Regions from separate parts of the Homo sapiens genome. Here region 1 is linked to region 2. A link is a loop called in an ENCODE intact Hi-C map of the cell type or tissue named here. Cell type or tissue: heart right ventricle. All regions are shown on one strand. Each heading gives the region's core, and the rest is flanking DNA. Links, peaks and the distances in the headings are about the cores only.

Region 1 (15,941 bases), core at 6,127-11,126, 250 kb after region 2:
CTTTATCTGGTACATGTTTTGCAAAGATTTTTCTCCCATTCTGAGATTTGGTTTTTCATTCTCTCAACAGTATCTTTCACAGAGTAGAAAATTTTATTTTTAATGTGGTCCAAATTTACATTTTTTTTTCCTTTTTATGGATGGTGCTTTTGTGGTTGCATCAAAAAACATTTGCCAAAACCAGTCACTTAGATTTTCTCCCATGTTATCTTCTAGAAGTTTTTTTTTTTAATTCTACATCTAGATTCATGAACCATTTTGAGTTAACTTTTATGAAAATCATAATTTTTGTCTTTTGCTTCATTTATTTGTATGTATAAGTTCGATTTTTCTTGTGCCATTTGTTGAAAAGGCTATCCTCTCTCTTTTCATTTGCCTTTCCCTCTTTTGTAAAAGATTATTTATTTATATTTGTATGGGTCTATTTTGGGGCTCCTTATTCTGTTCCTCTGAAGTATATGCCCAGTTTCTTCACCAGTGCCACGTGGTTTTGATTACAATTGCTGTATAGTAAGTCTTGAAATAGGGTAATGTCAGTCATCCAACTTTGCTCTTTTTCATTGATATTGTGTTTTCTATTCTGAGATTTTTGCCTTTCCATTGCAACTCATTTCTCTCTTTTTTTTGGCAGATATTTTAACATTTAATGATATTAGTTCTATTTTCTTAATTGTCATACTTATCATCCATGGAATATTTTATTTTATTTTATTATTTCCATAGGTTATTAGGGGAACAAGTTGTGTTTGGCTTATGAGTAAGTTCATAAGTGGTGATTTGTGAGATTTTGGTGCATCCATCACCTGAGCAGTATACACTGTACCCTAGTTGTATGTAGTCTTTTATCCCTGGCCGCCTTCCCCCCTTTTCCTCCTGAGTACCCAAAGTCGTTGTGTCTTTTTTTTTTCTTTTGAGACAGAGTTTCCCTCTTGTCACCCAAACTGGAGTGCAATGGCACCATCTTGGCTGACCGCAACCTTTGTCCTCTGGGTTCAAATGATTCTCCTGCCTCAGCCTCCTGAGTGGCTGGGATTACAGGCATGCACCACCACGACTGGCTAATTTTGTATTTTTAGTAGAGACTGTGTCTTTCCATGTTGGTCAGGCTGGTCTTGAACTCCCGACCTCAGGTGATCCACCCACCTCGTCCTCCCAAAGTGCTGGGATTACCGGCGGGAGCTATGGCACCCAGCCTATTGTGTCATTGTTATGCCATTGCATCCTCATAGCTTAGCTCCCATGTATGAGTGAGAATATATGATATTTGGTTTTCCATTCCTGAGTTACTTCACTTGAATAATAGTCTCCAATTTCATCCAGGTCACTGAGAATGTCATTAATTCGTTTCTTTTTCTGCCTAAGTAGTATTCTATCGAATATATATATACCACAGTTTCTTTATGCACTCATTGATTGTTGGGCATTTGGGTTGGCTCTGTTTTTGCAATTGTGAATTGTGCTGCTATATACATGGATGGGCAAGTATCTTTTTCATATAGTGACTTCTTTCCCTCTGGGTAGATACCCAGTAGTGGGATTGCTGGATCAAATGGTAGTTTTACTTTTAGTCCTTTAAGCAATCTCTCCACGCTGTTTTCCACAGTGGTTGTTTGTTTACATTCCCATTAGCAGTGCAGAAGTGTTCCCTATTCACCTCATCCATGCCAACATCTACTATTTTTTGATTTTTTTGATTATGGCCATTCTAACAGAAGTAAGGTGATATCACACTGTGCTTTTGATTTGTGTTTCCCTGATCATTAGTGATGTTGCACATTCTTTCATATGTTTGTTGGCCATTTGTATATCTTCTTTTGAGAATTGTCTATTCATGTCCTTAGCCCACTTTTTGATGGGATTGTTTGCCTTTTTCTTGTTGATTTGTTTGAGTTCATTGTAGAATCTGGATATTAGTCCTCTGTCAGGTGTATAGATTGTAAAGATTTTTTCCCATTCTGTGGGTTGTCTGTTTACTTTGCTGACTGTCCCTTTTCCCACTCAAAAGTTTCTAGCAACCGCAGTTAAAAAAGACAAAGTGGAACATTATGTAATGATAAAAGGACTAGTCCAACAAGAAAATATCACAATCCTAGCCATACATGCACCTAACACTGGAGCTCCCAGATTTGTAAAACGATTACTAATAGACCTAAGAAATGAGATAGACAGCAACACAGTAATAGCAGGGGACTTCAATACTCCACTGACAGCACTAGGCAGGTCATTAAGACAGAAACTCAAGAAAGAACAATGGATTTAAACTACACTCCGGAACAAATGGACTTAACACCTATATACAGAGCATTTTATCCAATAACCGCAGAATATACATTCTTTTCAACAGCATATGGCACTTTCTCTAAGATAGGTCATATGACAGGCCATAAAACAAGCCTCAATAAATTTAATAAAACTGAAATTATACCAAGCACTCTCTCAGACCACAGTGTAATAAAGCTGGAAATCAACTCCAAAAGGAACCTTTGAAACTATGTAAATACATGGAAATTAAATAACCTTCTCATGAATGAACATTGGGTCAAAAATGAAATCAGGATGGAAATTAAAAAATTATTTGAACTTAATGACAATAGTGACACAACCTATCAAAACCTCTGGAACACAGCAAAAATGGCGCTAAGAGGAAAGTTTATAGCCCTAAACACCTACATAAAAGACTGTGAAAGAGCAAAAACAGACACTCTAAAGTCACACCTCAAGGAACTAGAGAAACAAGAACAAACCAAATCCAGCAGAAGAAAGGAAATAACCAAGATCAGAGCAGAACTAAATAAAATTGAAATGAAAAATACAAAAGATAAATGAAACAAAAAGCTGATTCTTTGAAAAGATAAATAAAATTGGTAGACCATTAGCAAGATTAACCAAGAAAAAAAGAGAGAAAATCCAAATAAGCTCAATAAGAAATGAAACAGAGATATTACAACTGACACCACAGAAATACAAAACATCATTCCAGACTACTATGAACACCTTTATGCGCATAAACTGAAAACCTAGAAGAGATAAATAAATTCCTGGAAAGATACAACCCTCCTAGCTTATATCATGAGGAACTAGATACCTTGTACAGACCAATAACAAGAAGCGACATTGAAATGGTAATTAAAAAATTACCAACACGAAAAAGTCCAGGACCAGATGGATTCACAGCAGAATTCTATCAGACATTCAAGGAAGAGTTAGTACCAATTCTACTGATACTATTCCACAAGATAAAGAGGGAACCCTCCCTGAATTATCCTGTGAAGCCAGTATCATCCTAATACCAAAACCAGGAAAGGACATAACCAAAAAAAACAAACAAACAAACAAACAAAAAAAACTACAGGCTAAAATTCCTGATGAACATAGATCCTAAAATCCTTAGCAAAATACTAGGTAATCAAATCCAACAACATAAAAGACAATCCACCATGATAAAGTGGGTTTCATAGCAGGGATGCAAGGATGGTTTAACATGTGCAAGTCAGTAAATGTGATACACCACATAAACAGCATTAAAAACAAACATCATATGATGATTTCATAGATGCAGAAAAAAATTCCACAAAATCCAGCATCCCTTTGTGATTAAAACTCTCAGTAAAATCAGAATACAAGGGAGATACCTTAATGTAATAAAAGCCATCTATGACAAACTCACAGCCAACAAAATACTGAATGGGGAAAAGTAGAAAGCATTCCCGCTGAGAACTGGAAAAACGGAAGAATGCCCATGGTATGGGGTAAATGGTAAGATTTACCCCAAACTCACCAGTAATGGTATGATCTTGGTAGAATCAGGAACACTTATTACATCATGCATTATATACATTAATCAGTAGAGTGTAAGATGCACATTTCTTCTATATTTTTGGAATATCAATTGCAACATCATGAACTATCATAAACTAGCACACACATTTTTTTCTCATATAGGTTCAGTGATGATTACTAAGTAGATATAATAATTTGGTTATTATTAGCTCTTCTGAGCAAATTTGTTAGGAATAGATCCTTAATTTCCATCTTCAAGCATAATCATCTTATCAATGGCAAAACAACAACAGTGAAACTGACTTTACGGAGTTGGAATCTAGGTTCCAGCCAACTGAAGACCACAACCAATTCCACCCTACTCTGCTCCATTTAGCACAAATACAATACATCGAGTCCTGTAGAATTGTGTGAAAAAAAATGAGTAGTTTTGGAGCAGCCTGCCTCTGTACCTACCTACCTTAGCAAATAGCAGTAAATTACCACAGATTCATTATCAATGGTAGTAAATGGATCCACAGATCCATTCCCATTAATCACATTCTCCCCACTGATTTGCTTTACAAAGGCTAAGAGAAGGTGGAGTCTTTGCCATTTGCAGAGATTGAGGGACTAGTACATAAGTGATTATTCATTTTTTGCCTTATTACTATTGTAGACAGAAAGACAGTATGTGCTTTACAAATTTAGTAGATTGAAAACTTGTTAGGTAAAAATCCAGTTAATTGTACACTAAATTAACACAGCTAGTTAAAACTCAGATGAAGTCCTTTTTTGAAGTCCTCCTACCTTTTGCTATCCTAGTTGTTGTCTTCTCTGTCCTTAGCTTTTTGTTCATGCACTTACTGTTACTTACATTATATTGTATGATAATTTATCTTCCTATATAGCTTTCCCTTTCACGAGACATTTAGTTCCTCTAAAATATCAATATGTCACAACCTAGCACATAAAAAGTAACCAGGGCATATTGACCAGTTTTGAGAGAATGAATAAATATGTATGTTAAGGATGATATCTCCAGTTCTAATAATTAACATTATCATTTTTCTTCAGTTGTGGGCTATTTATATGCATCAATGTGGCCAACTTCTTAATTATACGTCTGATTGCTTTGGGGGATAAATGCTTTCTGTGTCCCTAATTTTACATATTTGGACCTCCAAGGGGGTAATTAATGGCATCAACTCTATTATCGTGTCACAGATAACTGGTGTTCATGTTAAATTTTCTAGAGGAGACTTCTAAGAGAAGGTATATATATATATATATATACTCATATATGCTTTTGAAATCACTTAATGAAGAGAGAACACGTTTATTATGAGAATTTTCCAAAACTAATAATTAGTGAAAGATAATGGATGCAAGTATGTACATATACTACAAGTATTTGCAAGAATCTGAAATTTTGAATTTCATAGTATCAGCTCCTCATCACAAACTAAGATAAATATATAAGCATATTCTGTGTCTTACCCAAATGTGTGCCAATTGTACGTAAGGTACAAAAACAGTTCTTGTGCATGGCTATATTTCCTAATGCTAATAATCTCTGAGAATCTCAATAGTAAAAGTGTTTATTGTAAGACCATCATTATATAAAGAAAAACAAAAAGAAACAAAGAAAAGAAAAGTAAGATACAGAAGCCATCCTTGTTATTTGAAAGAAGAAACAGAAATAAATCAACACCAAATAGTTCATACGCTGTAATATTAAGGAAAGTTGGGACTTGAATTTAAGTAGACAAATATAGTGTATTTCACTGTTCCTGAAAAAAGAGAAACAGAATATGATCTACATCTACTGCTTGCCATATGTCTCCACATTTCCCCTGATTTTTGGATAGTAAGCTAAATCTAATAAGAAGAGCACAAAGAGGTAAATGACAAAGGTGAGCTAAAGCATTTGGCAGCATTTAAACAACATAATACAGGCTGTACTTACATCTGCCTTTGTGAAGATAAAAGGATGTTGTACTGGAAAACCATTCTAATTTTAGTAACTACCTCTATAAAACTGCAAGCAAATAATTTGCAAACAGCAGATAGTTCCATGATTTGCTCTAGGAGCAACTGTGTCTTAAGCAACTGATTTCCTTTTTGGTTTTCCCTTAGCTCGAGAATCTTAATTGTTACAACTTTATGGGGAGTTTGGCCCTCAGTAGTTAAGATCATATTCATGCTTTTTTAGTTTGCTCTCTCTTAACACATTAAAATTGACCATTAAATTGTAGACAACATGTGACTTACAAGCCCTTTGAATGTATAACTTAATGCAAGTATTGTGTTCTTATCATTTTGGTGTATAATAAATGACTTCATATGCTCTATACTTCATAAATAAAAGTACCTGGCTACTGCACGTCTCCATCTAGGCTAAAGGGAAACTTGTATATTCCTTTCTTATTCATAACATGTAATACAACATCAGAAAATGTGACATAATGAAATCATAAAAATAGTCTTAGTGTAACAACATACACACTAAATGCCTCCTCAGCAAGCATTTTAGTTATTGCTATTTTCATTATTAGAATATTTAAAATTTAGCCATTTCTCAAACTAATCTGCAGTTTTATATATATATATATATATACTACAGTTCCTTGATAATTTTATCCATCTTTGAACTTCACCATTTCATATACACATATGCCAAAATTATGTATATACATATATGTACATATATGATACATAGTTATATATAATTTAACAAAAATATAATTTTGAAGTTTGAAATAAGAAGAGGTTAATATATTTTAAAATAGGTGGGATCATCAGATAGATACATCTACAGATATTCACATAAGCAAAATATCTTTCATAGCTATTCCAAGACAGTTATTATGTTGTACAGCTTGGATGTAGAAGTGTGTGGCACAAAATAAAGAGAACAAATTATGAGATAAGATACGTATTTCATTATAAGGATAATAATTTTATTGTAAACTTGCTAATATGTATTATACTATAGCAATTACCTAAATGTACATGTATGTCATTAAAATAACTATGACATTTTAAGCATTTCTATTAAATAACATTCCAAAGTTAGAGTTAATGAGTAATTTACACTAATCCTATAAATACAGAATAAATAGTAGTCCATATTAATAAAAGGATATAATCAATATTGTTCTCTAGATTTGAATAATAAAATATGAACATAAGATTGTCTTCCAGTGAAACATTCAACCTTGTCTCTGCCTCTCCTCCAGGAATTTCATGTCTCTCCTTTCCTATGAATACTCAAGATTTTTAAAGACTAAGCTATACACAGCCACCTCCTTAATATCATATACTGATAGTAGAGAGTAAATTTATTTGGATCCTGATTCGCCATATTCACTGAAGTTGAATAAACATATATCCATTTAGCCAATGGTTCTACTTATAGATGGATTTCATCTGTTCACTTTTTTTCTTATATTTTTTCCTAACTTTTAAAACAAGTTTTTGGATTGCAAGCTACTTTTGGATGGGTCTTATTAGGATTTGATCACACCATTTATATTAATAACGTAGCACATCAACTGACACATAATGAGAACTGAATAAATGTAATTCTTTTTTATTCTGGGCCTAAATATTGTTTAAATAAGCAGGGAAAAACTAAAGTTGAATTTTTAAAAATAATTCTTTGGTTTTACTGTTATGATAATTTTCCACATGGGATAGGCTGGTATTTAGCTCCTACTCAGGACTGGTCTTCTTTGGGCAAGTTTTCACATTAGTTTATCACTTTTGTAATCACTATTTATGCACAAAGTTGCAACGATATTACGATTGTCTCTTCAGAGTGAGAATTTTGATAAAGTCTAATAAAAACCCATACTTCCTCTGAGATTTTCAGAAAATCCACTATGATATTCCCTTTATGCCTGCTGGTTCTGGATAGTGTATTTGACTTAGTATGGCCCCAGCAGAGACTATTATGAGACTTTTATTTGTTGCTTGTGGAAAAAGCTCTTTTTTGTGCACGATGATCAGTATGTATATGAGCCCAAGACTGTTGAAGAAAATTTGCTAAAGTAAGAAATAAAGGAAAGATGAAGGATGCAGAGCTCAGAGATCTGGAGAGAAAGAAAAGCCTTGGGTTCTTATTAAATAATGTAACTGAAGCCTGGCCAGTCTACTGACTTTTAATTTACCGAACTTCATAAATTCTCTTTTTAATTTTAGTCAGTTTTATATTTTTTCAAACAATCATGCCCCCTTAATTGTGAAGTCTGATCCACGTTATATAATGTGTTGAATATCTCAAAATATGGAAAATATGAATATACATCCTCCAAACTTCTGAGTTACTGCTACAATTCCCATTTTTTTTTAATGTGAGTAAACTCATCCCTGGAGTAGTTATATGAATTTTCTCAAAGTAGTTGTTCACTGTTGAATACCAAATTTGACACAAAAACAGTCTCCAGTCTTATATAATTTTAATTTTTATAAGAGAGACAACCTCATGAAAAACACCAATACACACTTTGTGTTGTGTGGATTATGACGCCAAAATAATCACTACCATTCTGAACTCTGTAATCTCCCTCACCTATTAATTTGGCTATTTCTTGCCCAATTTTAGACAATATTCTTTCTTCATAAAATGATTTCATATCAGTTAGACCTAGATCCTGCTCATTTTCCCAAAATTTTCTTTATTTTTATTTTGTTTTGTTGGTCCAGCTACATCAATTTTTCATTCAAAAATACATGTAGACAAAATTGTAACTAAAAGGTCATCAATTTTAATGACTAATTTGGCAAAAACTGATATCTTACAAAAATTGCCTTAAGCTCCAGAGTCTGCACTAGATTGAGAATTAGTGTTAGCCAAGGACACTGCTAGAGAGGAGATGGGTGAATGGGCACTGAGATGATGGCTAAGGCCCAAAGCACACTGTTCTTGCCTTACTGCCAGGGGGATATTGACAAGCTTGACAAGAACAAGTGCATGGACAAAAACAGAAGGCAGTGGTGAAGGCAGCGGTGGCTGCTACATCAGTAAAGCTCTTGGCTTATTATTAGTCGGCCAGCTGTTAAACTATTTTCTTTCAACTCTAAACCTGATGATCTATACCCTACTTTTTGATGCCAGGGATGGGACTTTGCAAACTGTCTTTCTTCTTTGCCAGCTGGCTTCTCCTTAGGTTATGCAAATAGAGAACAATGGAGAGAGTTTGGAGGGACAGGAGGCAGGAGGAGGGACAGGAGCTTTCTCCTTCCTGTCTGCATTCTTCTCTTGTCAGTGGCTCTTCAGAAGCACTCTTCACTCTGGCAGTGGCAGTTGGCTTTATTATCTAGCTTATTTTGGTCTTTTCAATATCAGCCTTACTACTCCCCTTCAGAAGTCTGGACTGTAGCTGTCAGCTCAGAAGTAAGACTCCCAGATGCATAGGACACTCTACGCTGCTGAGGTGCAGCTATATCTTGGACAAACGTGCCCAGGGGTTATTGATATGATTCTTATTTCTTGATAACATTTTCCATCAAGTTTTAATTCTACTTCTAGTTGAACACATACACACACATACACACATGCATACATAATACATACAGGTGATCTTCAAATATGTCACTTTGTTCAATGTCATCTTATTATAATGTTGAAGAGAAAAGAAATTGATTCCCAGCTGGAGCTACAGTGTGTGTGGAGTTTGCATGTTCTTCCCATGTCTGTGCAGGTTTGCTCTGCGTATTCTGGCTTCCTCCCACTTTCCAAAGATGTGCATATCAGGTTCATTGGAGTGTGTACATTGTGCCATAACAATGTAGGATGAGTGAGTCTGGGTGTGGGTGTGAGGGCACCTGCCATGGGATGGAGTTCTGACCTGCACTTGTTACTGCCTTGCATCCTGAGCTGTCCAGATACGCTCTGGCCACCTGCGACCTTGAGCTAGAATACATGAATAAATCATGATCTTAATTTGTATTTATCTGTCTTAAATGTATGTACAGGTTACATTCATTTTAATGTTTAATATTAGTAGTGTTTTGTTATCTATTTAGAAGTGTATAGATGTTTTTGTGACTACAAGTATGCCAAGGGAACTTAGCCCTTGATTATATCAATTAGCCTATGAAAAAAATTGGTTTTGTTATATGCTGTTTTGCTTGAAATCAAAGTTCTCGTATCTATTGTAGAGGTTGTGAGGATTTACTATATATATATGTAAATATGATATATTTTGCATAATATATGTATTATATAATATAAACTAAATATATTAATATAAACTATATAATATATAAAATTATAAAATATATTATATTTCATATAATTTTAATTGTAATGCATAATTATATGAAATACAATTATAATTAAATATAACGTGTAAATATTATATATTATATACTTCTAATAATTATATAATATAAAATATATTGTATATATGAATACAATATATTTTATGTATGTGTGCACATATTAATACATGTATTAGTCCATTCAGGCTGCCACAACAAAATAGTTTAGATTGGGAAGCTCAGATATTACAGAAATGTATTTCTCACAGTTCTCGAGGCTAGAAAATCCTAGGTAAGTTGCCGGCAGATTTGATGTCTGGTGAGGGCCTTCTTGCTTCATAGATAGAGGTCTTCTCACTGTAACCTCACATGGCAGAAGGGACAAATGAGTTCCCTTGGACTCTTTATGAGGACTCCATATCCATGACCTAATCTTTTCCCCGAAAGCCTTCACTCCAAAGATCATCACTTCGGGGTTAAGATTTTAACATATGAATTTTGAGGAGAAAGAAGTATTCAGAATATTCAAGTAACATATGTATGTATAAATTCAAATAAATATCATGTGCACACACACAATATATATAAACATATATGTTTATACATATATTTATATATAAATATATAGACATATATATAAATATATAGACATATATATTTATAGATATAGCATGTTCATATTTATTTGAATTTATATATAAATATAAACTTTATTCACATTTGAATATTTACATTTATTTGTTCATAGTATTTACTTGAATAATACTTGAATTCAATTATTTTTTATATGTGTACATATATATATAGTGTGTGTGTTCATAATATTTATTTGAATTTTTTTCATGCTGTTTAGACCCTCTATTATATTTGAACTAAGGTTAAGAATCAATGTTTTTCAGTTTAATTTGTAGCTATAGTATACTTAACATATAGCCCACAAGAATTTTGAACCATAGAAGAACTTAATATGTTTTCAGAAGTTTTCATGGATAAGACAAATAATATGACAGAAATGAGAAAATGCAGCCACAGGAAATTTTCTTAAACATTGTATTCCAAAGCATGAAGAACATTTCTAATGATGACATAGGTTATCCAGAGAACGGCCAAAGAAAATTCAAACTACAAGATAACATCCACTTACTAGCCTTCTATTTTGGAAATTATATTATTATATAAACCAGTGCCAAGTAAAATAGAATTATATATATTTTATTAGGTACAGTTGTGTGAGTTTTATTTAGACTTTCCAACATAATTTTATAAGTTGCAGTCATTTTTCAACCTAAGGAATAATACAATAAATACAACTAAAGTTCTTGAAGGGATAGAGTTATCTTATGAATAGAATTTATATGTATCATTGTAGACAAATAAATTAAGCTAATGATCTAGCATTGGACTGATGAGGGGAATTAAACGCAATAATCAAGGGTGTAGAATTAATATGCAGAGTTGCTGTCTATCTGAAATGTCTAAGAGGTAGGATTTGTGTCTTTTTTATATTCCCCATAGCAGTCTTATATGTATAAAACAAAGCAATGACTTCCTCTGTCGCACCAGCTGTATGTACCCCTTGATGTTATAAAAGAGATTGGCTTATCATCTAAGGCCCTTTCATGATTAATGAGAGAGGGAAAGAAAATGAGCTAATGATTTAAAAATAAAACGGTGGTTTAAGGTAAAAATAAAATTTTACATCAGGAAAAAGGGAATGAATTGTCCCAGGGGAATGAAATACCAATGATTTCTCCCACTATACTGAGTATTAAATTCATAAAGACATACACTGCTGGTCAGGTGATATGCTAGTTGCTCAATGGTTTTTACTTTCACTGGTTACCATCTTCAGAAGACACATGGATATGACAAGGATAAATATGGATTCATACACACACGCACTGATAAAACTTCAGAGTTTATTGAACATAATAATTCAGCAGCACAACTCTGTCAACAACTACATCCAAAAAGACACAAGTAATTTTGTCCAGGCTATCAAGACATGAAGAGAATGTAAGAAAAAAAAAAGGAAAAACAGAAGTTTCCAACCAACCACACACACACACACACACACACACACACACACACACACACACACACAAACATTCTACCATCAAAAGCTTTGAACTAGAACTAGGCAGCGATTTCCTGATTAATGGGCTGTGTAATGAAAGAGATGCTTGAGGGTGACCTTTTCCAATCTATATAACACGAACTGTAGTCACTTAGGTGCCCCACAGAAGTGTTTTCAGGGCAAAACGTTTTCAGAAAAAAAAAGTATTCTTTATGAAAGAACTAGACTATTGTCTCGGTAATTTTTAAGAGATACTATACCAGTTCATTTTAAATATTATATAATTTTAAATAAGTACTAAAAATATGCTATGTTATTTAATCTTTAAAAAACCATAAACTTTATTTTTAAAAGTTTAAATAATAAAAAAGGGAAAAATATATGGGAAGAAATGTTTGAATTGCAGATTTACATGTTCTTATTTTTTTCGGTACAGAATCAATTGTATTTTACCTTTCTTAAGATGAAGATAGAAAGGGATGTTGACTGACATACAATAGCAGGTAATCAGAGATATCCAGAAAATTTTATCAATAACAAAAATTTTGACAATAAGACTTTTTTTCCAACAAAACTATTAAGAGTAATTTTACATTTATAGGTAATTTTCAAACTCCTCCATCATCAATTATCTATATCGCACCTAACACCATGGTCTTCTCAATGCTCCCCAATGCCACCTACAGGCACAAAAAACAGACTTAAAAAGGACATTAAGAAATTGATATGATTAGAAATCATTCTTATTTTAAAGTTTTTTTCCTTAATTCTTTTGTATCAGAAAAAAAAGCAAGTCTTTCTTTGTCATCCATTGGCTAGAAGCCTTCAAAATTTTGAAAGCAAATACAATTTCTAAGAATGCCAGGAGAAAATAAGGCTTTGAATCTATAGAGTAAATAAGAAAGCGCCACAGCCTACTTTCTGGAAGTATGTTCTAGGCTGAATTGCGTCCTCCAAATACTGACATTCAAATCCCAAATAACTCATAATGTGACCTTGTTTTGAAATAGGGCCATTGTACATGTAATTGTCAAGTCCATTAGTGTGAGACTTCAGCCCATGTGACTAGTGTCCTTATAAATACAATGTTTATAGAGAGAATGCCGCATGAACACAAAGCAGAAATCAGGGTAACGTGGGTTTTTTTTTTTTTTTTTTTTTTTTTGACAGAGTCTTGCTCTGTCGCCCAGGCTGGAGTGCAGTGGCACGATCTCAGCTTACTGCAGCCTCTGCCTCCTGGGTTCCAGAGATTCTCCTGCCTCAGCCTCCTGGGTAGCTGGCATTACAGGCGCACACCACCATGCCCCGCTAATTTCTGTATTTTTAGTAGTGATGGAGTTTCACCATGTTGACCAGGCTGCTTTCGAACTTCTGACGTCAGGTGATCAGGCCACCTCGGCCTCCCGAAGTGCTGGAATTACAGGCGTGAGCCACCGTGCCTGGCCAGGGTAATGTGTTTAAAAGCCAAGGAATGCCAAACTGCCAGCATATCTCAAAAAGCAAAGAGGAAGAACTGGAACAGATTTTTTCCTAGTGCCTTTAAACAGAGAATGGCCCTGCCAACATCTTGACCTCAGGCTTCTAGCCTCCAGAACTGTGAAACAATACACTTGTGTTGCTTAAGCCAGTAAATTTATCGTACTTTGTCACAGCATCCCTAGGCAACCAATACAAAGTGTGATGTCATGGAGGTCACCTGCCTCTGCTGAGTGCAGACAGCAAGGGTTCTCTTTTGATGGCACTAAAACACACACAACCTTCATGCCAATCATATTCAGTATCCTGTGGGGCAAGAAAGCTAAGCGATCTTAACATAGTAAGACTAAATTTAATATTCCATACCCATTAGATTAGACTTTATTAGAAACAATGTAAAAATAACTAAGTATAAAAAACAAATTCAGAGCATAAGTAGGAATTAAATCAGTAATATTAAATTAGTCTGCTTAAGAGAAAAAATGAACATAGAGTAGTAACATAAATGAAACAGTATAGTAACATAAATGAAACAAAGTATAGTAACATAAATAAAACATAGTTTAGTAACATAAATGAAGTATAGTACAGTAACAATTTGGACCTCAAGTTATTTTATTAGCTAAAGAGGATTTATTTCTTTTTAATTTTAAATGTGTGATGTTTAATGACAATAAAAATAACAATAAAATTAATAGAAATTGTATTTGTATTCAAAATCCAGCCAGACACTTAAATCGCAAAACCAGTTCCTCTCCTGTTAAAAATTGTTTTTGACACTGGTATTCCACCATATAGTAAAACATAAACTGAAAGTTTTGTATTTATTTTTAAATAAATATAAGGCTGCTTTTAATTTATTTATTAATGTGGCATATAAACTGTTTTTTAAAAAAGATTAAATTACATAGCAAATATTGGAAATGGCTTGCTCTTGTTTAATAGAGCTCAGAGTATTTTGCAAAATTAAAGTGTTGAATAACCCCATGTTCTGGGAGTGTATTACAGTTTCAGAGAAGACAGCATCTTTAATCTGCTGTGGTGCGGAAAGTGCTTCAATTCCACTTGGGGACTTTAATTCATACGTATGTCAGCATTGTCAATTAATGCTGACATTTGGTAACATGATTATAAATACGATTTACATATTCTATTATTTTTTCATTGTTATCAATAGAATAGCTTACTATTCAAATTGTTATTTTCCTGTTTTTAAGACAGGAAGAAGCCTCATTGTTATAGTAGCAGATATTTCAGAAAAAAAAAATAAGACTGCATTATACACACTCATTGATCTAATTGATTTTTCTTTCAGAAATGTAAAAGTGTGAAAAATGTACATATTAGAAATAAGAAAATGTGGCAATAAGAAAAGAAACGGTGTCTTTTCATGATAGTTTCTTTTTTATTACACATTAAGAAAAATCAAATAGGAAAAGCTTGAGGAAAATCTCCAAAATAAATACTTGGTGAACTATTTCTCTCTCCTTGGTCCCCACCACATATTCTTTAATTTTATTTACTTTTTGTTCCTCCAGTCAAACTCCCGCTGTGAGGCAACAAATAAACTATAAGACTATGAGGAAAGTGCTATGGAATATGGTTTGTTGGTCCCCACCAAAACTCATGTTGAAAATTAGTCCCAATGTGATAATGTTAGTTAGTGGGGCCTAGTGGGAGATTTGTAAGTAAAGGAGGCTGATCCCTCATGAATGACTTGATGCTGTTCTTGCGGTAGTGAATGAGTTCTCGCTGTTGCGAGATTGGATTATCTTGGGAATGGATGAGTTCCTGTGATAGCGTGCTGTTACACAGCCAGGACATCCTTCAAGGTTTTCCCTCTTCACTCATCTGCTTCTTTTCTGACCTTCTTTCCCATCCAGTGATGCAGCATGAAAGTCCCCGCCAGAACCCAGGGTCATGCCCTTGATCTTCTCAGCCTGCAGAACTGCAAGCTAAATAAACCTCTTTTATTTATAAATTACCCAGTCTCAGATATTCTTTCATAGCAACACAAAACGGACTAAGACAGGAAGCAAACACAACTGCATTTTTTTAAGCAACAGTAAAGTATTTGGAGTTTTAACAAGAAACTGTGGAATACTTACTTTCCTTCTTTTGAGATCCTAGATCACTTTTATCATTTAAGGTGGGGAACATGTAGCTCCACTTTGTTTCACTTGGTTTTCAAATTCTGTGTGTGTGTGTATGTGTGTGTGTGTGTTTACATCAGGGAATATATAAGAAAACAGTAGTCGCTCTCAATGACTCAGAATTATACAGGCAATATAATTGTGAGTTTCTTTCTAGTATTAACCTATTACCAAAGAAACACAGATTTATCTGTCTTATTTGGAAG
Region 2 (15,941 bases), core at 5,971-10,970:
AATGACATATAAGACTTATTTGCTTTTCTAGTTTATTACTGAGTGAGGTTTGTTTGTTTGCTTGTTTATTTGTAATGGTAGAGAATTCTGAAAAAAAATTATAGGGTGAAAATGAAAAGAAAAAGTAACAATCTTTGAATTGTAATAAATATATTATGACATATTATTATAGAAATGCAGTTTAAAATCTGTTTAGTGGCACTAGTACACATAATTAATTATAGTGTATAAAGAAAAGTCACTTGTATTTGGCTTTAGATAGCAATATGATTTCAACCCATTTCTACCTTTCTAATAGTTTCCCTATAGTTAAGTGGACGATGAGGTTTACTTTCCTGAACATATTCAATCTGATAGTTAGGTGGAGGAAGCCAACAGAATGTTGCCACCCAATGTGGGTGGCAGAATGAAGTCAACCTTGGGTTTCATAAAAATCAGAATGATTGATAGATGTAACCAAGAGGTAAATAGAGAGAAATACACTAAAACAAAATATGAAAATTAAGATTTACTAAAAAGTTCATTTGGGAAGGAATATTTTCTTTTGTATTATATGTAATCTTTAAATGTATGCTTTAGAAGTCAATATTACATGTAATTTTATCATTGTAGTTATATAACGTTAATGTATTCTCTTTCATTAAATCAAAATGAAACTATACTTTTTAAAAAAATATAAATATGGATAGTTTGCATTAATGTATTAAACTCCCCAAATGGGCTTTTCTCTACTAATGGAATTAAGAATATTTTATTTTTCTTAAATAAAAGCCAACCTGTGTAAGTGCAATGATATGATAAGACCAAAAATGTCCGCAATAATGTTGGAAGAAAGGTTTTAATAAAGTAATGCTTATTTAATTTATACTGTTAAAGTATAAAATCATTATAATGAAATAAGAAAACAAAAAATGTAATGTCATTTGCAGATAAGAACTGTGAACTTTTTCTTTTTGGTTTCCAGGCCATTTTTAAAATTTTTAATTTAATCTTTTTAGAGATCAATTCTCCCTGTTTCCTGTGCTGGTCCCAAACTTCTTGGCTCAAGTGATCCTCCTGCCTCAATCTCCTAAGAAGCTGGGACTATAGGCATACTGTGCACTTCTTGATGTAATTATTTTCAGTGATTGTGTGTGTGTTCACAATATGATTTTTAGTGTAATATTTTATTATAATCATTCTCCATTTTATTTGCTCTCAACCAGTATTGTAGACATAATTCTATGATTGCCTCAAAGAGTCCACTTCCTGGTGCATGGTCCCTATGTAATTACTGGAATTTGACAATACAATGGGCTGGTCACACCAGCCATTAGGTTATGTTATATGGTATAGGGACTTTAAGAAAGGGAGGTTATTTTGGGTACACCTGAACTCTCAGGTGAGCCTTCAAAAGGCTCTTCCTAGAGAAGAACCTCAAAGCATAAGAGAGATTACATGATGAAGATTCTGCATTGCTGGCTTTGAAGATGGAGGGGCCACATGAGAAGGAATGGGACCAGTCTGTAGAATTCAATAATGACCCTCAGCTGCTAGCCTGCAAGTAACTGGAAACCTCAATTCTACAACTGCAAGGAACTGAATTTGGCCAATGATCTGAATGAGCTGGAGAAAAAATAATTCCTTTGAGTCTTCAAAAATAAATAATATCTGGTGGACAACTTGATTTTAGCCTTGTAAGACTGTCATCAAAGAACTCAGCTGTACTTTTCTTTAGACATCTGGTTCGCAGAACTCATCCTAATAAATGGATGTTGTTTTAAGCCATGTAAGCCTCCACGTTTGTGAAATTTGTTAGAAAGCAATGGAAAACTAATACAACTAGTATTTTTACACTGGATCTTGTTAACCTGAAATTAATTTCAAATTTCATTATATGCTTATTGGGCATGCTAAGAAGATGATCATGTCGTTAAATATTCTAGTGAATAGATGTCGCTCTTTCCTGTTTTCTCAAATCACATTTTAAAATTATCATAATCACATTAATGAGAATTTTGCAAGAAAATTTAGACACACTACCTCATGTAGCTGGATTAGGCAGAAGTGAACAACCGTTATTTTGCTTTTGTGCCTAAATATTAGTGCCTTACATAAAAAATTGACATCTTGTATTTTAAAGCTCCACAGAGAACAAATGTCACCATTTTTAGGTGACTTAAATATGGTTGTGACATTGTATAAGAAAGGGTTCATAAAGTAAGGACTGTGAAAACTGCTACATATATATTTATAAGCTACACTAAAGACATCTTGGAAATGGATATGTGGTTATTAGTCTAACGTATGGAATCACAGACATTTTCAGAAGTTTACTTCATAAAAATACATTTACTTATGTTTTAATCAACTATTATTTAAATCTATTAGAGCAGTATATATTTAGCTAAATAAATAACTATGTCAACCATATATAAGCATCAACCATTTTATTCTGGAGCAGGTTTTTCTTTTAATTTTTATGTTTTTAGCATTTCTTTTATTTTTATATATTTTTATTATTTTAACCTTTGTTTTCGGTTCAGGGGTACATGTTCCAAGTTTATTATATAGGTGAACTTGTGTCATGTGGGTTGGTTGTACAGCTGATGTCATCACCCAGGTACTAAGCCTAGTGGTGTTAGTTTGTTTTCTGCAGTCTCTCCCTCTTCCCATCCTCCACCTTCTGATAGGCCCCAGTGTGTTTTCCCCTTCTATGTGTCCATGTGTTCTCCTCATTTAGCCTGGAGCAGATTCAGATGACACTCTAAATGCTCTTGTAAAAATAAAAAGATTAGTCATTTTAAACTCTCATTATATTTTAGTATTGATCTGTCAGGAACTTCTTAAGTGAGCTCTAATCAATGTTTTCTTCTTATATTCTTTTAATTTTCTGTTGTAATTTAAACAGTTATGTGGTACAAGTTTCTCTGAGATTCTTTATAGAAAAACATAGAAAAATCATTTTAAACAGAGGCTTTTCAGAAACACCAACTTTATAAAGTTTTAATCTAGATAAAAATAATTTATTGGCTGACATGTCTTTACAAGAAAAATGTTCTTTTTTTCATAAGTTTGTGAAAAACAAAGGCAACACAAAATTTAGTTAAAAGCAACTATAATTTTCTCAGCATAGATAACTGCCTATGCATTTGTTGCTTGTGAATACCTATAAATGGACTTCGGAACCTAAAATCATGGATATAATTGGGGAAAAAAAAGAATAAGCAAATAAGCATTATGTCAAATTCTAATTATACTCTTTTATATAATTAAAATATTTAGGTTACTTCAGTCTGCATTTTAATTGTTAAATATCATTTAAAATAATTTCTTATATTCATTCATACTTACTGAAATATGTCCTGTCCTATTTTCTGGTTGTTACTAAAATTCTGTGATACTATTAAATTCAACTCTGGAAAGCACTGAATTATATAACCTTTTTAAAATAAAATGGCATACATAGATTCCATGCTGAACAATGCACCTAATCTTATAGCATTTTATGTTACTAAAAAATGCTTTAATAACGTATATTTTCTTCACAGTATGAGTATAAATTAACTAATGCTTGTCAAGTATAGTAATTTAAATTATTTAGGATGTCAGTAAACAAAGTTTAATTCTCTCCATCACCAGGAAAAAGTGGTTTTTCATGAAATAGTGAAGAAAAATGTATTTCCTGCCTATGAGTAGATAAAGTGACAGACATTATAATGACTTTAATCAATGTTTCATATAGATTACATTATGGGAAAGAAGGAAGGAGAAATTTATATTATAAAACATATAAATGAACACACACACACATACACACACACACACACACACACACACACACAAAATTGTAACCTTACCTTCTGGTTTCTAGTCTGGCATGTAAAGAGCTTGGAAGTTGCCAATCTGTCCTGACAAGTAAAAGCTGAACACTCTGAAAAACTGACAACTCTTCTTGCATCTATCAGAGAAGTGAGGTAATATAGCAAACCACTACCATCAAAATTGCAGAGACAAACAAGTGAATTCAGAGAATCACGACCTACTGGAGCAGAATCACAACTTACTGGAGCAGAAACCTCCATGGGAAACAGTACCAGGGCGGAAAATCCTAAACTGTAATTGACAAATTGCTGGAGGCTCAGTATGAACAAGTTTGAGACTTAAACACTCCAGGGGGACCCATTCATACAGGGGCCTGCAAACTTGTGTGAGTTTTACCTCAAGGTGCTCATGTTGTCACAGTAAATATCAGAAAAACTCCCTTCCTGCAGGAGGAGGGGTAATAAAAACACTAAAATACGCCAGAGCACTATTTTCTTCCTAACAAGATCCACCCTCAAGACACTCTTTTATCTCAGCCTAAATTATTAGATTTTTTAAAGAGCCTAACTGATCGGAAGGGAAATACCCAACTCCAGCTCTCTGCAGTCATCCTGCCTCACTAACAGGGAGTGGAGGACGATGCTGAGAACCACATGTAAAGTTCATAGACCAAAGGCACAGGCTTATTAAAAAATTGAAACCAAATTATAGGACTATAGAATGCTTCCCATTCCCCCCTTTACATTACCACAACATTACTGAAGGCCTATTTACCACAGTACCTTTTACCCAGTGCATCATAACTTGCTATCAATAAAAACATTAAAGTATATTAAAAGGTGAAAACCACAGTTTAAAGAGATAGATAAACATCAGAACTAGATTCAGACATGGCAGGAATGCTGGACTTATCAGTCTAGGAATTTAAAGCAGTTATTTTTAATATGCTAAGGACTTTACTGGACAAAATAGACAACATGCAAGAAGAGATGTGCAATGTCAGCTGAGATATGGGAATTCTAAAAAAGAATACAAATTAAATGCTAGAGATCAAAACATTGTAACAAAAATAAAGAATGCCTTTGATAGGCTTATGAGTAGACTGAAATCTCCAAGCTTGAAATGTCAATGGAAACTTCAAAAATGGAAAAGCAAGGAGAAAAAAGACTGGATAAATAATAAAGTATATCTAAGAACTGTGGGCCAAGTACAAGTGGTATAACACATATGTAAAGTGAATACCAGAAGGAAAAGAAAGAGAGAAACAGAAGCAATATTTGAAGTAATAATGACTAAGAATTTCCCTACATTAATGCTAGATGTCAAACCACAGATCCAAGAAACTCAGAGAACGCCAAGTAGTTTAATGCAAAAAAGAAAAAGAAAAATATGCCTAAGTGTATTTTATTCAAATTGCAGAAAATAAAAGAATAAAAAAAATTTAAAGAAGGCTGGGGAGGGGATTAGGGAGTACACCCTAACTATAGAGTAGCAAAATTATAAATTACATCTGACTTTTCTTCAGAATCTATGCAAACAGAAGGAGAATTGATTGAAATATTTAAAGTATTGAGAGTAGAAAGCCACCAATCTCAAGATCTGCACCCTGCAAAATTATTGTTTGAAAATAAAAACTTTCTTAGACAAACAAAAATTGAGGGAATTTGTGACCAGTAGACATGCCTTACAAGAAATCTTAAAAGTTCTTCACACAGAAGGATGTAATATAAATCAGTAAAGTGGATCTACCTAAAGAAAAGAAGATCATCAGAGAAGGAAGACGTGAAGGTAAAATAATTACCTTTATTTTCTTATTCTTAATTGATCTAACAGATAACAGTTTGTTCAAAATAGTAACAGCAACAATGTGACAATTATGTATGCTTATGTGTAAGTAAAATGAATGACAGTGAGAAATGAGTGATCCAAGGACTAGTAAGAATTGCTAAGTTCTGACACAAGGAATGGTGGAATTAGGAATTTTTTTTACTAAAAACTACTCGTATTATTTATGAAGAGGTATGGTGTTATGTCAAAATAGATTAATTGTAAATGTATACTTAGGTATAAATCTAATAAAATTTATGTAATTACAAAACTGATGGAAAAAATCAAGGAACTAAAAAAGTGAAAAGATATTCTCTTCATGAATAGGAGGCTTCAATATTGTCAAGATGTCAGTTCTTCCAAACTTATCTACAGATTCTATGTAATCTCAGTCAAAATCCTAGTAAGTGGTTTTGTGAATATCAACAAACTATTTTAAAGTTTATATGGAGAGGCAAGAAACTCCAAATAGCCAGCACAATATGAAGGAGAATAAACACTACCCAACTTTAAGACTTATTGTAAAGCTACAGTAATCAAGACAATATGGTACTGGTGAAAGAATAGACAAATAGTTCAATGAAAAGTTCAACCATTGTGGAAGTCAGTGTGGCGATTCCTCAGGAATCTAGAACTAGAAATACCATTTGACCCAGCCATCCCATTACTGGGTATATACCCAAAGGACTATAAATCATGCTGCTATAAAGACACATGCACACGTATGTTTATTGCGGCACTATTCACAATAGCAAAGACTTGGAACCAACCCAAATGTCCAACAATGATAGACTGGATTAAGAAAATGTGGCACATATACACCATGGAATACTATGCAGCCATAAAAAATGATGAGTTCATGTCCTTTGTAGGGACATGGATGAAATTGGAAACCATCATTCTCAGTAAACTATCGCAAGAACAAAAAACCAAACACCGCATATTCTCACTCACAGGTGGGAATTGAACAATGAGATCACTTGGACACAGGAAGGGGAATATCACACTCTGGGGACTGTGGTGGGGTCGGGGGAGGGGGGAGGGATAGCATTGGGAGATATACCTAATGCTAGATGACACGTTAGTGGGTGCAGCGCACCAGCATGGCACATGTATACATATGTAACTAACCTGCACAATGTGCACATGTACACTAAAACTTAGAGTATAATAAAAAAAAAAATAAAAAATAAATAAAAAATAAAATAAAAAAAAAAAAGAATAGAAAGTCTGCAATTAAACCCATGTAAATATAGTCGATTTATGTTTGACAAAAGACCAATGACAACACAGTGCAGTAAAGACAGTCTTTTCAAAAAATAGCGCTGAAATAACTAGACATCCATATGCCAAAAAATAAAAATAAATAAAATCTAGACACAGGTCTCACACCCTCCACAAAAATTAAGTGAAATGGATCAAAGATCTAAAAGTCAAATGCAAGACTACAAAACTCCTGGAAGATAATATATGAGGAAGCCGAGATATACTTGAGTATACTGATGACTTTTTAATACAACACCAAAGATACAAATCATGAAAGAAAAAATTGAGAAGCTGGACTTCATTAAAATTAAAAACTTGCTCTGCTAAAGACGTTGTCAAGAAAATGAGAAGATAAACCACAAACTAAGGGAAAATATTTGCAAAAATGTATTTGGTAAAGTATTGTTATCCAAAATATACAAGGAACTCATAAATTCAATATGAAAATGAACAACACAACTAAAAAAGTGGACAAAAGATTTGAACAGACGCCTAGCCAAAGAAGATATACAAAATGCAAATAAGCACATGAAAAGATACTCCATGTCATATGTCATTAGAGAGTTGCAAATTGAAACAACAATAAGATACCCCTATACAGCTGTTAAAATGTTGAAAATACAAAATATTAACAATACCAAATGTTGGTAAAAATGTGGAGCAACAGAAACTCTTCACTGCTGGGACAAATGCAAAATGGTACAGACATTTGAAAGGCAGATTAGTAATTTATTATAAAATTAAACATACTCTTACCATATGTTCCAGCGATTACACCACTTGTTATTTACCCAAATGAGTTGAAAGCATGTCCATACAAAAACCTCACAAATGTTTATAGCAGCTTCATAAAAATTTGGAAGCAACTAAGATGTCCTTCATCAGTGAGCAGATAAATTGGAGTTCAGCCATTCAACGGAGCTTTATTCAGTGCTAAAGAGAAATGAGCTGTCAAATTATGAGAAGACATGGAGGAAACTCAAATGCACATTACTAAGTAAAAGAAGTCAATGTGAAAAAGCAACACACTGTATGATTCCAACTATATGACATTCTAGAAAAGACAAGTTATGGAGACAGTGAAAGGATCCGTAGTTTCCAAGGGTTTAGGGGAAAGAAGAGATGAATAGGAGGAACACAAATATATTGTCAGGGAAGTGAAACTACTCTGTATTATACCATATTGATGGATACTGTCATTATACATTTGTTAAAATTCATAGAATTATACAACTCCAAGTGTGAACCTTAATTTAAACTGTGGACTTTGCTCACATGATAATGTCAGTGTAGGCTCATCAACCTTAACAATACATGAGATACCTCTCCAGTGATAGCAAGCAAAGATGTGCAAATGTGAGTGCAGGGAAAATCTCTGTAACTTCAGCTCAATTTTGTTGTGAATCTAAAACTTCTCTAAAAAATGAAGTCTATTAAAAAGTTTTCAATAAAATAAAAAATCTTATTCTGCTCATTTTCTAGACCAGAGATTATTAGCCTGGGGTAATTTTGTTCCCCACTGTCAGGGACATTTAGCAGAGACTGGAGATATTTTTGATTGTCACACTTTCATGAGACTATGGGAGTGTTGCTGCTGGCAGTCAGTGGGTAGAAACAAGAGATATTTCTAAACATCCTATGATGTGTAGCTAACAAGTGTTAACCAACCTCAACTGTCAACAGTGCCAGGATGAGAAACACTGCCCTAGAGCATGCGAAGTAGATTTCTCTTGACCAGTGCATATCCCGAACTAAGCAAACATTTGTCTGATAACCTTTAAAACCCTGGAATCTCTCATTACAATTCTGCTAATTCTCCATGGAAGCATGTGCCAATACTTTCATTTGAGATGTTATGTGAACATGTCATTATAAATAACAACTTGCATGTAGTGCATTAGAATTTGAATCTATATAAAATTCATGAAAAATGATATTGCCAGGTTCATCATGGATATGCAAAGGTTTAACCTCAAAGTGATCCAACTACAAACCAAGTCTTTAGGCTTATCTATCAGGTTTAGTTCATATGCCCGCATATACCACCACAGAATGTCCTATGCCCAGCTGGCTGCTTGCCTGTGCATCTCTGTTCTTGTTGGGCCTGGCAGCCCTCTTCCAAATGTTAACACTGAGGCACGTGAGCCTTCAGGATAACAAACTTACATGCTAGAGATAATCATAGAGAGTGCAGTGCCAGCAGTTGGTGAGCAGATTTTGAGTCATGTTTAGACTTGCCACTGAAATTCTGCAAGAAAAGAACATCAGAAGTGAGGAAAAGACAAATAAAAATATCTTCAGGATTTGGCATTATAAACTATATACAGCCTCACATTTTTAAATTTTGCCATGGACTTCCTGTTACCATTCCATTGAAAATACACTAATGTGAAAAGTTCCTGAAGATTCCATGTTGCTTTCTAACTATTTGATAATCACAAAGATGGCATCTCTTTTTTTCCTCCCATTCCTCATATTCCTCTTCCTCTCAATTCCACGGAAGGGAAAAGTAGCAAAAGGTGTTTGAGCCATAAGTTAGTGGAGTCCCAGGTGTCACAATAAATGTTGTGCATTATTTTCTCACACATCACTTGAGTGAAAACTTTGTGTATCGAATTTAGGAAACTATTGATTGCCTTTCCTCCTGGAGAATAATTATAGACAAAGTTTTATTTAAAAAATCCAATAGTTACTGAGGGAAACGTAGGGAAAGAGGAATAGACCAGTCCAGTTAAAACAAAACAAAATAAAACAAACAAACAAAAAACACTAGAGCAACAATGGGATGACATCTGTTGAAAAGAAATTCAGTACCGGGCCAGAAGTGAGCGGGCTGGCTGGCCAAACATTATGCATTGTGTAATATATTGGATCCATTGTGACACTATGCATTTTCAGTTAAATTTATAAAATTTATGATATCGATTGCTCATATGATTTTTCTTGTAAAAAAGCATGTGAGATAGAGCCAAAATAGGTAAATTGTTTTGAAGGCCTGAAGCACAAACACAAAAGTTTGGGAATATCCAGAGGATGTTTGGAGAGTCTTTTATCATCCCAGTTCACACTGGGATAACTTATTGATTTATAGACAGAAAGCCCATGATATACAGGAGATGTGGATTTAACTAATTCAAAATAAAATTAATATCCTACTTGATTTATTTCTCAATCTTATGATTTTTCAGATGTGAACAAAAATTACTCTGGTAAAATGAATTATTTCTAACATTATAAATCCAAGAATAAGAGGATTAAAAATGAAAAGAACATATAAGCAAGTTGAAGGAAACCTGACCTTAGGAATTCCACTGTAAATAATCTTTCAGTTTACTGCTATATACAGTTTAAAAAAATTTGCAAATAAGGCTGGGTGTAGTGGCTCATGCCTGTAATCGCTTTGGGAGGCTGAGGCGGGAAGATCACCTGAGGTCAGGAGCTCAAGACCAGCCTGGCCAACATGGTGAAACCCCGTCTCTACTAAAAATACAAAATTAGCCGGGTGTGGTGGTGCATGCCTGTAATCCAAGCTAATTCGGAGGCTGAGACATGAGAATCGCTTGAACCTGGGAGGCAGAGGTTGCAGTGAGTCAAGATTGCACCACTGCACTTCAGCCTAGGCGACAGGAGCAAAACTCTACCTCAAAAAAAGAAAAAAAAAAAAAGGAAATAGAAATACAGGATACTCAGTTAAATTTGAATTTTGGTCAAAAAATATTGTTATTATAAGTGCATCTTATGCAAAATTTGGGACATAATTATACCAACGTATGTTTTGTTGTTTATCTGAATTTCAAGCTTAACTGGTCATCCTATGTTTTATCTGGCAATTCTATCTTTTCTGTCATCTTTGTATCCATTTTGCAAATACATTTTATCTATTCTCCCTCATATTCATCTACTGAAAAAAAAACGCATTTTTGCTTTTCAACAAATATTCAAGATCTGGAAAGAATATAGAGCTTGGAGAAAAATAGCAGACAAGAACAACATTTAATAAGACTTTTAAATGAAGCCACTGGCAAAGAGTGGAAAGAAATATTTCACTCTCTGTGCTAAAGTATTGAAAATGTTCAGATTGTTCTTATTTTTCAAGATTCAAGTAATAATACATTAGGGTAATTTTCTCTTTTTTTAGTGGAAATGAATGACTAAATGAACAATTAAAATACTTTTGCAATATTGAACTGAAAAAAAAAACCTGTTGGGGGTAAAGAAGACTAACTTGAATGTTATTTAGTTTTTAACATTCATGTTATTTAATTCTTAACATTGACTTCATCTTTTGGAGAAAAGAGTGAAAACCCTTCATTCATCATCTGTTAGTAAAATTGTTTCTGAAAAATATATTTGTCCACTAGCAAATACTGAATTGCTTGATTTAGTGATTTAATTTGACTTAGAACCATCACGACAATTACAAAATCACATTAAGGTTAATTAGAAAATCACATTAAGGTTACTTAACTTAAGTGCTAATTGGTTTCTATGAGTGTTATAATGGTGCTAATTACTCTCCCTTTCCTTGGGTTCTAACCAGTTGAGAATGACTCCACTGGGATACAAGTATTAGGGTTGTAAATTACCTGTGTGCATTTATTTCCTATGAAGTGTTTCTGCTAAACCGAATCAGATGTTGGATAAGCATAAGGTCAAATGAGGTTTTCCATTTTTCTCTCTGTTGTACTGAAGACAGCTGCATCCATACAGCTAACTTAGCACTCCAGGGCGGGCTGAGCAGGTAGACTCCCTGTTCCCCTTGCCAGTGGCAGTTGTGAATAACTGTAGAAAGGCTGGCAGCCTTGAAAATTCCCTGCAGAGGTGAGTGTGCTAGCAGAATTATATATCATGTAAATAATCAGAGGCCAGGTTGACATATATAATACTTGATGCTTTTATATTTTCAGAACTCAACAAACATTTCTCTGCAGGGTGTGAAACCCCTAAATATTGTGCTGCTTGATGCCTAGACCGATGGTTTGAGGACACATCTGTTGAAGTTAGGCTTTGCAAAGAAGATAGCAAAAACCTTTTTACAATGTCCTTATGAATACAATACACACTGGAAGAATTCTAATTATGAGGCAAATGGAAACTTAATGGGCTAGAATGGTTTAGGACAAGGACTTCTTGATCAGTTCCTTGTTCTTTTCTTGTAATGGACCAGGCTGATGGGCTCCATCTGTTGACAAATAGTTTTATTTTATATTTTCAATATTTGGCTCACTGACTACTGTATTAAGCTGCGTTCAAAGGTTTATTTAAAGCATCAGCTGGGATCTAATGCTAGGTAATCATTTGTAGGTATTACAAATTTAAAAAAGTATTTTTATTTGAGTTTATTTCCAGTGCCCTTTTTTATACTAATGCGGCTTTCCTCTCTTCTAGTTTTGGACGATAATAAGTTATTTGTTCTTGTTCTTCATATGTTTACATATTACCAAACTTCATTAGTTTTAAGCCAGGTATATTTTCATATATTGCCATGTTTGAAATTGGATTGGGTCTTACAATCAAAAGCATTGATTTTATTGATTGAAACAGCAAATATTTTTTCTTTCCTGATGATCATAAAAATCAAGAAATCAAATGTTAAACAATAGGACATTTTGCAATTAATGACATCTTAGACCTAAAGAAATATGATATTTCATGTGAGGCAGCTCTCATTAGCCATAAATATGTTTCTTTTGCCAATCTTACTGATGATACCCTGATTTTTACAAACTCCTTCCTAATTTAGTAATTCTTTCAATTCTAACCATGCCTTCTGGTGCCATTTCATGTGTTTGTGCATATTTTTCTATGTGTATATGCACATTGATGGACATTTAAAGATAGAAATTTTGAATAGTTTAATTGTTCCTTTAATTATACCCAGTTAACATAAAGCAAGCTTTAGTTCATGTCTCTTCCAATTTGATAGCCTATCATGAAAAATGTCAGAGGCTCCTGTTGATCTTATGTATGGAAGAGGAGACAGACAACAACCCAGGAAATATATTTATGTAGAATGTTTTTTCAAACAAAATTATGCTTTAAAATGCTGTACAAAGAGTAAAAATTTTTCTTGACGTCTCTAATTATTTCTCACACTCCAACTGTCAATTAGTTGTTCTAAACTTTAAAAGGTTGTCTTCATGTTGGCATAAGTGATATAAAACTATTGATATACATGAAGATGTTTTGTTAGAATTTTATTCTCTCTTTGAAAATCCTCCCAGGAAATAGCAACTAAATAATAACAAACTCAAACAAAAATTATATGATTGATGTGTAAATAAAACTCATTTTTTTAAGAAAAATCATAAATATTTAGGAACCACTATAGTTTTTTCTAAAATCCAAAGAAGGAAGATTCCAGAATCTTTTTAATGATGGCCTGCTGTCAAGAAATTTGTAATATTCATTGTTACATTCTGGAGGTTTAGTTGAGGAAGTTGTATTTTTCATTCATTAACTCTACTAACTTTGACTTTTCTTAATTGTGTGTAATCAATGTTATAAATAAAAAGAAATAAAATTTAAAAATTAATTATAAAATGCTTAACCAAAAAGTATATTTTGTACTGTCACATTTGATATAAAGATAAATTAAGTATAGGATGAGATTAAATAAGAGACTTAATAAAAACTATGCTACTTTTATTTAATAATGATAAAAGTTTGGAATTCAGCATATGTACAAAATGCAATTGTAAAAATAACATAGAAATCGGATAACATAAATAATGAATGAAATAAATTATTCTTTCAAATTTGTGAATTGAAAAATTAATATCTCCTTGTATTTCCTAAAATTATGAATTTTGTTGTCTTGTACAAAATATATCTAAATTGTCACTCTATAGCTTATATTATAATGGATGGACAAAAATACATCTATATAATTATAGGTAAGATGGCATTAATATACTAACAGTGATTATCCCTTTGGAAATGACATATTATCTAAGTCTTTGCCATTGGATAACTAATACAAAATCTAGAAAAATATGTATTCATCAGTGTACATGAAATACATTTGCATATACTTTTAATGAGGATATATTTAGAAGTTTTTTCTCAATGTGACTATTGTCTTCAAAGGATAGAAGTTGTTTTAACAGAATTTGAAAGATTCAAAATATGTCTAAAAAATAGTTTAGCCATGAAGTGGGGGATGGGGAATGCTGTGAATATAGGCTATTAGCATCTCAGTATGTTGCCTATTATACTAATATGTACACCCTTCAGAAACCGAAATAAAGGAGAAAATTGCTTTCTGCAAATTGGACACTGTAAGCACACACAGAGTGTATAATTAATACAAAGGTTGAAAGGTGTATTCATTAGCCATTTTTGTACTATAATAAAAAGGATTAGTCTTGCTTATAAAGATATTAAAAGGAAACTAAGTTTAATATAATTTTTTGTAGAAAAAATGAAACTCTAGCATTTAGAATGAATGAAATCACAGTTTTGAGTTTTTATGTAGTAACTGACTTTAAAGGAATTCTTTATCAAATTATTAACAAATTATTTAGAATAATACAATAATAATATAAAAGTCTCTTTCATGACTTTTATATTACTGTATTTCAAGTCTTCTCATTCTTCATCATAAATATTTATGTATTTTTCCTAAAGATTATTTTGTGTCTGTTAAACTGGCATTTGCCCTCATCTACCTGCTAACCTGGTATGTCTCAATGGGTGTCTTAAAAAATTTGCTCTGCTAAGAGAATAGAAAACTCATATATCATTGTGTACATCCATCTATAGATGGTGATGATATGAATACACTTTCATCCCTCTTCCAGTCATCCAAACTAAATTCTACAATTGTTTGTGGAAGACATTGTTACTCTTTAATTGTTACCCTTCAAGGCAAACAGAGAGTATACTTCTGCTCACATTTCATTAGCTAAAGCAAATTTCCGAGTCGGGACTCACTTTAAAGTACATGCTTTAAAAAGTCAATACTTGATTTTTTTTGTGCCTCCTAAACTTGGCTTAAATAATTGCCATAAAATGTTAAAATGAATGTTATTTTCCATTTTCTCTAAATTCACTGGGGTTTGATTGAAATTGCACTGAATAAAAAAAATCCATTTGAGGAGAAATGTCAACTCTACGATACTTAGCCTTTCAATCCAGGTACATGGCATCATTTATCTACGTATCTTATAATGTATCTCAGTAATGATCTATCTATTTTCTGTATGGTCTTGTATATACTTTGGTAGATTTATTACTAAGTAGTTAAATTTGTTGCTATTGAATGGTTGTTTTTTTTAAATAGCATTTTCTCAATTTCTGTTTCTTATATATAAATATAAAGTTGTTATTGAGCTTGTATTTCAGAACCTTGATAAATTCACTTATTCTAACAAACAGTATAACTACAAATTTTAGATTTATTCCATGTTGTAATCATAAGACCTTCAAATTTTTCTTGTAAATATTTTTTACTTGTTTTCTCGTTGCTTTGTCTTGACCTGAGAAGAATGAGAAATAATGCTGTCCATTTGAATTAGGAGTCCATCTTTAAAAAGGGATAGTACAAATAGTGAGAAGAGCTTTGGCTGGGAAATTATGCTTCAGCTATAGCACAGATCATCTGTACTACATCACAGGGCAGCTGTACTATATTGGGGAAGTAGTTTCAGCTTCACACTTGTCATCTTTCTTTTCCTTATAAAACAAAGTTTAAAAGATTCCACAGTTTTTCTTAGTGATAATATTCTATTATTTTAATCTATAACTGGTTCTTATAGGATTTTAAATTTTACTTCTATAAAATATCTTAATGTTACCTTAGAAGAAATATATACTGAAAATCTAACTTCAAGGGAGCTATGTATCTCCTGAAGACATGAGGAATAAAATAACCTGAAAAGGGCATGTTCAACTAAATCATCCTGAAATATTTATTTGTATGCATGTTAAACCTACTCACATAGGTCAGGCAAAATATTTTTATATTAAGAATGTTTCAGTGGATATTATTTTTCCTATTCTTAGTGCTATGAACCTCTCTTATAATTTTTTTTACACATATA

What was found. Peaks named below come from ENCODE experiments on the same cell type or tissue, not always from the same donor. Only the 100,000 strongest peaks of a DNase experiment are listed, where the experiment ranks them.
Region 1: it touches region 2 in a loop (4-fold over the local background); 4 of 110 quality-filtered maps call a loop at or near these places.

Annotation. Positions count from the first base shown.
Region 1 is chr21:19,248,416-19,264,356 of GRCh38, forward strand. No RefSeq gene overlaps it. Among named protein-coding and RNA genes, the nearest start is that of MIR548XHG, 500 kb to the left of the region's middle. In heart right ventricle, for the core only: no CTCF peak of the experiment used is centred there; a DNase peak (open chromatin) is centred at 8,708; H3K27ac peaks cover 1,206 bases.
Region 2 is chr21:19,002,633-19,018,573 of GRCh38, forward strand. No RefSeq gene overlaps it. Among named protein-coding and RNA genes, the nearest start is that of MIR548XHG, 250 kb to the left of the region's middle. In heart right ventricle, for the core only: no CTCF peak of the experiment used is centred there; a DNase peak (open chromatin) is centred at 8,989.